Linked DNA regions of Homo sapiens: region 2 is linked to region 1. The links are chromatin contacts, found by Hi-C or POLR2A ChIA-PET in ENCODE. All regions are on one chromosome and are shown on one strand. The core of a region is the stretch at or near the end of the contact, and the rest is flanking DNA. Distances in the headings are between cores, read along the strand shown.

Region 1 (5,046 bases), core at 959-3,458:
TTAACTTCTTTGCCATGGGTTCGAACTTCCTCCTTTAGTTTGGAGTAGTTTGATGTTGATGCTTGATTGCATTAAATTTTTCCTTTTGTTGGTCTTAGACTCTCATGACTTAAGAAAGTTCAAGATGGACATCTGAAAGGGCAGAGGAAGGACATCTAAAGAATCCAAGCAAAAACCAGAACTAAGGCCTCAGACATATTGCCCCAGTAGAGCCAATATGACTGACTGCTCCTTAGCTATTCAAGTCATCCCAGCTTAGTCATCCCCATTGTGGTCTGACAAAATTCCTAATTCACAGAATTGTGAGTTTTAAAAGAAGTGATTGTTGTTTTAATTCACTAACTTTTGGGATAGAATGGATAATTGAAACAGGAAATTTGGTCAAGGATTAAAAATGCCTAACATGTTTAATTTGAGTTCCTGAAGAAGAGAAGGGATAAAATGGGACAGAAGCAGTATTTGAAGGTATATTGGCAAAACAATGATGTAAACCACCACCAAGACACAGATTTAAAAATTGCTGTGACTTCAAGATGATCAATGAAAAATAAGACATACATAGGCACATTATTGTAAAACTGCTAAGTACAAAGGCAAAAATAGTTTCTTAGAAGCAGACAGAAAACAAAGGCATGCTACCTAAAAAGAAACAAGAATAACTTTGATATCTGTCTTTCTAACCAAAATGATGGAAGCATAAAATAACAGAATGGTGTCTTGAGATAAAACAAAAACTCTATCAACCTAGAATTCCATATAAAATGAAAATACCCTTTAAAAATTAAGATAAAATAAAGACATTTTTAGGTAAAAAAAAAAAAAGTCTAGAAGACTGATTCAGTAGCAGGCTTAGCTTACAGCAAAAAACTTAACAGAAAAGTCTGTCAAGAAGAATAACATAACCCCAGATAGAAGGGCAGACATTGAAAAGGGTGAATATTTTGAAAATTTTAAACGTTTATTTTTTTTTAAGAGACAAATTCTTGCTCTATTGCTCAGGCTCAAGTGCAATGGCACAGTGATAGCTCACCAATCCTCAAATTAGTGAGCTCAAGCAATCCTCCTGCCTCAGCCTCCTGAGCAGCTGGGACTATAGGTGCCCACCAGTACACATGGCTAATTTTTTTATTTCATATTTTTTTTGTAGAGATGGGGCCTGGCTATGTTGCCCTGGCTAATCTTGAACTCCTGTCCTCAAGCAACCCTCCCACTGTGGCCTCCCAAAGCACTGGGAAAATGTCTATTGACTATATATTAAGCAGTAATAATGCTGCCTTGTGGTGTTTAAAATAAATGTAGGATTAAATTACAAGAAAACAATAGTACAAAAGGTTGGAGGAGAATAAATGACAATTAAAGTGATACAAGGTTTTGCACTGTCTAGAAAAGGAAAATAGTACTAATTTATATAGACTCTGATAAGTCAAAGATACATATGGTAATTTCTAATACCACCAGAAAGTTGATAGAGAAAATTATACTAAACATATTATTGAAGGAGGGAAATTAAATAATACAATTTATTTGATTATTTTGGTGGAAGGCAAGAAAGAAGACATAAAGAACAGAAAGCAGATTAAACAAAATATTACAAAGTATTATGGTAGATTTGAGCCCAAATATGTTGAAACTACTAGAAAAAAATACTCCAATTTGAAAACAAAGACTGTGAACTGATTCAAAATCAAAACCCAGTTATATGCTGTTTATAATGAATGTACCTTAAATATGAGAAAAGAGGCAGGCTGAAAATAAAGAGTAGAGATCATTATGCAAATACTACTCATTTTTAAAAAGCTGATGTAGTTATATTATTATCTAATAAACTAGGATTCAGGAAATAATGAGGGAATTTTATAGTAATAAAAGAAGTGACAAGAGTCACATCTTGAATGATGTCATGAGGAGCTCAGAGGATCCTTTGCCCAGTGAAACAACTGTAACTGGTGAAAATTAGTAAGTTTTAACAAAGGAAAAACAATGACACAAATCTATAATTTTTGGAAAATGTCTAAGGGCATCCAGCAAATGGAGACATATATATTTAAGAAAATCTTCTAAATCTTATTAAGAACAGTAAAAATAGGTGGCATTTGAACTAAAGACGTGCTCCCTTCCCCCGCTCTCCAGCTGAGCATGACAGAAGCTCTACTCCAGCCAAGAGGAGTTGCAGCCAAGAACACAGAGCTTGCATTCCTCCCAGCTCCCAGTCAAGGGCCGTGGTATCTTCTCAGAAAGGACAGGCTGACAGCATTTCTCATTACCACCCCCAGATCTGTGTTGCAGAAGCTCTATTCCAAGCAAGAGCAGCTGAAAAGTCTGGGGCTCCCTTCTTCCATCCACCCCCATTCACAGGGCAGAAGCTCTACCCCAGGTGTGACTGGGTAATAATATTGAACCCTATTGTTAGAAGACAGGATCTTGTAAGGAAACAATTAGAATTAATAAATGAGCACAGTAATGTTCAAGATGTAAGACAAATGTGCAAAACCAATTGTATTTCTATACACTAGCAATTAACAATCTGAAAAAGAAATTAAGGATATAATTCCATTTATGACAGCTTCAAAAGCTATAAATACTTAGAAATGAAATTAACAAAAGAAGTGCAAAACTTGTACTCTGAAAACTGCAAAACATTGATGAAAGAAATTTGAGAAGACTTAAATATTACAACCTATGTTCATGGGTTGGAAGATTTATTATTTTAAGGTGTTAATACTCCACAAATTTATCTACACAATTAATGCAATACTTATCAAAATTACAGATAGCTGACTTTTTTTTCAGAAATTGATAAGTTGATTCTAAAATTCATATAGAGTGCAAGAGAACCAGGATAGCCAAAACAAGCTTTATAAAAAAAGAACAAAATTGGAGGATTTACAGTTCCCGATTGTAGAACCTACTTCAAAGCTACAAAAACCAAGACAATGTGGTATTAGCATTTGGATAGACATATAGATCAATGTAAAAGAATGGAAAGTACAAAAGTAAATCCTGACATTTGCTGTCAACTAATTTTTTGACAAAGTTTCAACATAATTTAATTGCAAGAAAAAGTTTTTTCAATAAGTACTGGGATAACTGGATACCCATATGTAAAGAATGAAATTGGATGCCTTCCTTATACTGTACACAAAAATTAACTTCAAATAAATTATAGACCTAAATGTAAGAGCTAAACTAAAATTATGTACCTAAATGTAAGAGCTAAACGAAAGATCTCATAGAAGAAAACATAGGAACATATCTTTATGATATACCTTCATGGCAAAGCCTTCTTAGATATGACACCAAGTGCACACACCAAAAAATGCATATGAATTCAACTTCATGAAAATTAAAAGCACTTTGCACTTTAAAGGACATTATGAAGCATCTGAGAAGACAACCCACAGAATAAGGGAAATTATTTGCAAATCATATATATCCAATATATATATGTATCTTGTATTTATAAAGAATCCACACAAACCAATAATAAAAAGGGAAATAACCCAATTAAAAATGAGCAAAGGCTCTGATTAGACATTTATCCAAAGAATATACAAATGGCAAATAAGCACAAACAGTTTGGCAGTTTCCTAGAGTGTTAAACATGGAGTTATTATAATACCCAGCAATTTCACTCCTAGTAATATACCCAGACAAAAACATATACCCACATAAAACTTGTACACAAATGTTTATAGCAGTATTATTCATATAGCATAAAAGTAGAATTAAGTAAAATGTCTACTAATTGAAGGATGTATATAAAAATGAATATCCATAAGATGAATGGCTGTTTGGTAATAAAAAAGGAAGAAAATACTACTATATGTCCCAACATAAATGAATCTTGAAATATATACTAAGTTTAAAAACCTGGTAAAAAAAAAAATCACATATTGTATGATTCCATTTATATAAAATGTCCGAATCTATGCAGAAAATATTAGAATAGTAGTTGCTTATGCTGGAGGTTAGGGTAGCAGAACAAAGAGTTACCACAAATGTCAGTGGGTTTAAAATATTTTAAAATTGATTGTAGTAACATTTTGCAATTATGTAAATATACTAAAATCCATTTTAGTTTACATTTTAAAAGGATGAATTGTGTGATATGTAAATTATAGCCTAAATAAGGCTGGCAAAAAATGAATAAATAAGAACCAATTTACCAGAAAAATGTTAATACTAAATGTGTATAATCTAAAATAAAGCCTCAAAATATGTAAAGGAAAAGTTAACAAATTTTAAAGGAGAAATAAATTTCACAATCATGATGACAAACAATGTAACCCTCTAAGTAACTATTAGAGCAAACAAATAAAAAGTAAAAATAAAAAAGTTGACTTATTAATTGATCCAACTGACATGTACACACCACTGTAGCCAGCAAATGTAACATCCACATTCAAGCACACAGGAAACATTTAGCAAACTTGATCGTATGCGGAAGGGTAAAGCAAGTCTCGAGATGGGAGAAGATTGAAATCTGGCAGGTTATTTTGCTCAGGGTAGAAATAAGATAGAAAAGAATTATTAAAAGCTAACTAGATATTCTCAAGTGACAGAAAATTTAAAAATACACGTTTAAAGAATCAATGAGTCAAAAAATAGTGAAAATTAGAAAATATTTTAAGCTCAATGAAAAAGAAAACATATTACATCAAACCTTTTAAAATATGAGCTTAAAGTCTTGCTTAGAGGAAAATTTAAAGCCTTGTTTAGATGTATTAGAAATTAAGAAAGGCTGAAAATTAATGATCTAAGGTATCCACTCCAAATAATTAGATAAAGGGCAGCAAATTAGATCCAAAGAAAGTAAAAGGAAGAAAACAATGAATATAAGAAAGTTAATAAAACTAATGAGGTAGAAAATAAAGATATAATAGACATGACATTATCAACAATCAAAAGGTGGTTATTTGGAAACATTATTAAAAATGACCAGATTCCGCTTTGACCATAAAAAAGGTAGTGAGAAGTGAAAAATTACCAATATAATGAATGTAAGAGAGACATTATTACAGATACTATGGACATTAAAAAGAAAAT
Region 2 (5,089 bases), core at 1,928-4,427, 270 kb before region 1:
AGTTCTCTGTCACCTGAAGACAGAATTTCCCTTAGGACCAGACCATTAGTGTGTCATTTGCATAGAGAGCTTAAAACAAAAACAGCCACCACAAATAGAAACTCCTGGGCACAAATATAGACTGCATTCAAAGGATGCTGACTGGTGCAAGGGACTGAGTCCATGCTGAGGGCACTTGGAGACCAATTGCCAGTTGGGAATGTTCCTGACCTTGCAGTAGCAAGAACTAAAATAACCCCAGCAAAACAAAGCGTGGAAGAAGGGAGAGGGGTTAGAAGACCTTGGCTCCTGTTTTGGCTGAAGCTCTTGGGCTGCAGCCCGGAGCCCATGTGCATTTGAGGAATAACTTTTCCTCCCTGGGTTCCCTCATGGGTAACTCCCTCCTCTCCAGTGCTAACTGCATCTGCCTCCTCATTTTGGACTGTTGAATCAAAAACCCTTGAGCTCTCCAGAGGCTCCACGTTGTTACCCCCTAACTCCAGCTTTATCTTGTGTTCAAGGTGGGGGTTTGATCCCTGGAGTCCAACTGCTTCAGTTCAAATTCTCATGCTAATGATTGCGACCCTTAGCTAGACCTTGCTCTCTGCCTCAGTTTCCTCCTCTATAAGATGGAGGTAAGATACTTCGCAGGGTTGTTGAGAGGATTTAAGCAGATAAGGTAAAACAGAGAATAGTGTTTGGCACTTACCAAGTACTCAATAAATGTTAGGAATTAATATGAATTTGCCTCCTTGGGTAGAGCTCCCTAACTTCAATTATTCCTATTAACACCTCCTGTAGTTGTCATGCATGAGTGTCGTCTACTTAATGTATTTTAATAATCAATTCAAGTTTTTAAACTCAGCCATATTTCAAGCAATATTATTTGTGAAAGCCCAGGCTGTGTTAATGATTTTTTTCTAATGTATGTTAATGATCCACTAAAATAAAGGTGGATCTATTTTTATAAAGGTGGCACAATCTTAAATCATCTCAGATACCAGTACACATTTCACACATTAGGAAACACAGTCTACACACATTCACTCATCTTCCAGTTGTTCTCTCAGCAAGCATGTAGACAACACTTACCATGTGAATGGAGAGGAAGTCAGGCAATAGAAATGGAAAAGCACCTTTTCTGCCTCCACTGAGCAGAGACCCAGAGAGAGATGAGAACAATGATCCAGTAGCAGAGCTTTTCTTCATGGGGTAGCCTTTTGGTCCTGCTTGGGCAGGTCAGTTCCCTCAGGAAACAGCAGGAAATAAAGAACCAAGCATGTCAGGTGTTCCAAATTCCAGTTCCAAGACAACTTGGCCCTGCATCCAGATTCTACATGGTGAGACCCTGGGCTTCTTATCTGAGCTCTCTGACCATCTGTTTCCTCATCTGTTAAATGGGCATAGTATGTACCTCACCGAGCTAGTGGAGGATTCAATCCGATGGCATAGCGAGTACTCAGTGAATGAGCGCTCTCCCCCGATTATGTGTTCACACAGGACCCACGTTTCCTGTCCTGCAGACCTGGGGACTGTACCCATTTTCCTCTGTTGTAAATGCTCTCTAGGTTTGTACCTAAAAATCTGCTTCTTTGCCTAAGCAGTCCTTGGCATACTAAACCAACTTAACACTGGCCAGCATGTAGTGAAGGCTTTCCAAAAAGTTCAAGACCCATCTTCAAAAGCCTAATGTGTCTTCTTACCACAATTTTATCTTGTATAGGATGAGGCTTGTAAAATCTCATTTTACACATGATGAAACTGAGGCATGGAGAGGTTAAGTAATTTGCCCAGATCACAAAGCTGGCAAATAGAGGAGCAGGTAACCTCTACAGTTAGTAACCACTAAAATTGCTACTAATAAAGACAAGACTATAACTAAGGCCCACAGTAGGACCACATCATCTAGCTCAGTGATTCTCCACTGAGAGGAACTTTGTCTTTCAGGGGACATTTGGCAATGTCTGGAGAAATTTTTGGTTGTCACAGCTGTGGGGTGGGTGCTACTGGCATCTAGTGGGTGGAGGCGAGGGATACTGCTAAACATCCCACAGTGCACAGGACGGCTTCCCTCCCTCCCAACACACAATTATCCAATGCAAAAATAAGTCAGCAGTGCTAAGGTTGAAATACCCTGGTGCAGGCACTATGACATTAACTATTTAGAACCCAGTCGATAACTAAGAAGAAGCTACAGAATCTCTCAGATTCCAAAACAGGTAGCATGAAGTTCAGGCAGAAAATCTCGTGCACTTTGTCACAAGAAATGACCAGGAGACAATTTCCTAAGGCATATTCATCTCACCATTCATGTAAATCAATTAAAAGCACCAAATGGATGTGGTATCTGGGTAGAAAAGGGAAGCATGGAATATGACAAGAGTCAAGAAGAGAGCCAACAGCTTGCTAGTATGAGGAATAGAGAAAATAGAAGAAGCGGTAGAAACACTGGCTGTGAAAATCCCTGCAAGAAACAGCCATGTGGATAGAGGCAGCTCCTGAGACTGTGGGAAGAGGTCTTCTGGGCATTCAGAGGGACATCATGCCAGGACGCCAGCATGGCAGGCAGGCCATGAGCAGCATCTGCTTCATCTCATATTACTGAGCTTCTGTGACTTTTTTTTTTTTTTTTTTTTTTTTTTAAGGACTGTGAGACTGTCAGTTGAGAAAGACAGTATGAAAAAGTTGGAGATTATTTACTTGGTGACGTTTTCTGCATAAATTGCAAAATAACCAAATGAGGCAAATGGATTTAGCTACTAGGAATGGGAACAGGAGGCAGGATGCTCACCTGAGTATTTTGCTTTATTCAATCTAATAAACATTTTATTTATGTAAAAGACAAACAATGCATAGAATAAAAATAAGTGCTTGAGACTTTTGATATAAAAAGAGTATATAGCATTCACATTCCTATTTTAATACATGAGTACAGCTGAAGTGTTCCATAAAAGAATAAAACTTTCCCTTTATGTATAGTAGTGAAAAAAGTCAGTATTTTTAGGAACTACAGAATGTTATTCCTTGGTCTTTTTTCTTGAATAAGAAAAAAAAACATAAACAAAACAAGCCACAGTATCCTCTGACACTACATTCCAGTTTATGCTGATAACCCAGAAGTGAGAATACTCTTGAATCTTGAATATCTCATGAATGGACCAGTATTCTAGAAACTCACCACTAGAGGTCAATGGGCAACAGCTATTGGGATGGTATCAGCATGCCCTACGGTGCAAGTGGAATTTCTAGGCGCCTCTATGCTACTGCAGCCACACTGTCTTTAACTCTCAGCCCACCCACACTGAGGAGGGTGCCTAGAGGTTCTATTTCCAAACCTTTGCATGTATCTTAAAAATCTCAATAAAATGAGACCTTCCACCATCCAAACAGAGCTGATATTCTCACTACCAGTCCCTCTCTAATATTCCTATTTGGCTGAAAATAAGTAGCTTCAAAAAGTTTTAAAAAAGAGATTACTTGCAGCATTAACACTTCTTTGTTGATTAACAAGTTTCCTATGGAGTTTTAAAGCTCATACTTTGTTCTTGTCCTTGTGGACACAAATTTTCTAACTGCAAATGGGACCTTTGTGTCCCACATTCAAATCCTCTCTAGTAATTTCTGCAAAGGTTGAGAAGGCTGGCATGATGGAGAGAACGGTAACCATGAGGAAAGCTTCTTGGAGTAAAGCACTCCTCTCTCCAATGCAGAGGGTAAAACTATTAACATATAAGCAAAAGAAACTTGGGCTAACTGAGACCCTTAAAGGAGTTCCCCTTTAGTCCAATAAAAGGCCAACTTCAAATCTTAACACCAGATAAGGTAGTCAAAATCATATTATATACCCAGAGAATGACTGCTTGAATGGACATTTCTTACAAGGGACCTTGGTTAGGTGCAGATTTAATTCCTAGACTGGGGTCCAGGTAGGCAGTGGAAAGAGCTAATGTTTACAGTGAGAAGTGAGGCAGCTTTGTAAGTGTCTCCACACCTTCACATTTTGTGAACGTGGACTGGAGATAACTGAAAACCATCTGCTATCCTTACCTGGGGATCCAGATTTTCCTGCAAAATCTCCAAATATTTATAAAGTGGCTTCACTTTTTGAAACGCTGTGCTGACCAAACAAAACATATGTTTAGAGTGCCTGAGGTCATAGTCCTGACAATGATAGTATTGTGTAGTTGAAATCCTCTTCATCAGGCCAAACTGTGCTTGAGCAATCAGGAGCCCAGAAAGATGGAACCCATTGGTGTTTGTATAGAAAACTAGAAAATCAAGTCAAGTGTAATGAAAAAGTAAACACGATAAAGCCTAGAGTGAGAATTTGCTCCTTTTTAGAAAAGGATGAAGGCTGGGAGCAGAGAATAGTAACATAAGTGCAGGGGAAAGATGAAAAAAAGAACAATTTTTCATTAGTAGATGGTGGGGCAATCGCATGGATGGGGACATCTGTTCTGATTTTTCTGCAACCCATGAAGGTAAAAAGTGGGGTTCAAAACATTCAAGGTATTAAAGATGGGGTAGAGTTTCTAAACTAGGTTGAGGGAGAGTTTCTAAACTAGCCCCCCAGATTTGGGGCTTGGAGCTTAAATGAAAAGTCCAGGAGAAATAAGGGCACACAGGAACCCCGGGAACACTGGTCCTCAAACAGTGCCACTGTACTTAGTTCCATGGCCAGAAGAGAAGTGCTAGGCAGGGAATGATTATTTTGCAAAAGCAAGTGCAATGTGGTCATAGCTGGCTGTGAGACATGGAGCCTCTTTCCTCATGCAAAGTTCACTGTTTTACAGTCAGAGAACCACTGCATGTGTGATTGTCAAATGCTAATGCTGTCATGGGTCCCTTCCTTCTCTGCTTGGTTCTGGAGTTCTCCAATAAAACCAATTTCCTGGGAATATTTGATGTTTTTCCTTGTCTCTTTTCAAGGTATGGCTATATATATAGAGCTATAGACATATATAGATATATATATATATATATAAAACATAGCTATTCATATTTATATACAGGCATTAATAAAGTGCAAATGTTATTGGCTATTGTAAAAATCAATCTCATTTCCTGAGGAAGTGCTAACACAGCTTATCCTATGACAATGTCAAAGGCA

What was found. Hi-C counts contacts between places; a loop is a spot of excess contacts on that map. ChIA-PET counts read pairs that join two places held with the same protein, here RNA polymerase II (POLR2A). Pooled maps may share reads with other maps.
Region 2: a loop to region 1 is called in a map of heart right ventricle, with 2.6 times the contacts of the local background. The contact joins two enhancer-like sites. A Hi-C loop is called at or near these places in 8 of 168 maps with a recorded cell type or tissue (B cell, CD4-positive, alpha-beta T cell, CD4-positive, alpha-beta memory T cell and 5 more), 3 of 37 single-sample maps with no recorded cell type and 22 of 50 pooled maps. POLR2A ChIA-PET finds 5 or more read pairs at or near these places in 1 of 52 experiments (CD4-positive, alpha-beta memory T cell).

Annotation. Positions count from the first base shown.
Region 1 is chr3:30,423,658-30,428,703 of GRCh38, reverse strand. The region is part of intron 4 of LOC101927995 (a long non-coding RNA gene); the gene reads right to left. All of the region lies in intron 3 of LOC105377013 (a long non-coding RNA gene), which reads left to right. Among named protein-coding and RNA genes, the nearest start is that of LINC01985, 93 kb to the left of the region's middle. Within about 2 kb of position 2,208, at least 6 of the 41 ENCODE cell types and tissues checked have a DNase peak (open chromatin) inside an H3K27ac peak, as active enhancers do; they include heart right ventricle, where a contact is called at or near this core.
Region 2 is chr3:30,691,784-30,696,872 of GRCh38, reverse strand. TGFBR2 (transforming growth factor beta receptor 2) reads right to left here. Exons shown (of 7, transcript NM_003242.6): 7 at 2,731-5,089. Among named protein-coding and RNA genes, the nearest start is that of TGFBR2, 88 kb to the right of the region's middle. Within about 2 kb of position 3,177, at least 6 of the 41 ENCODE cell types and tissues checked have a DNase peak (open chromatin) inside an H3K27ac peak, as active enhancers do; they include heart right ventricle, where a contact is called at or near this core.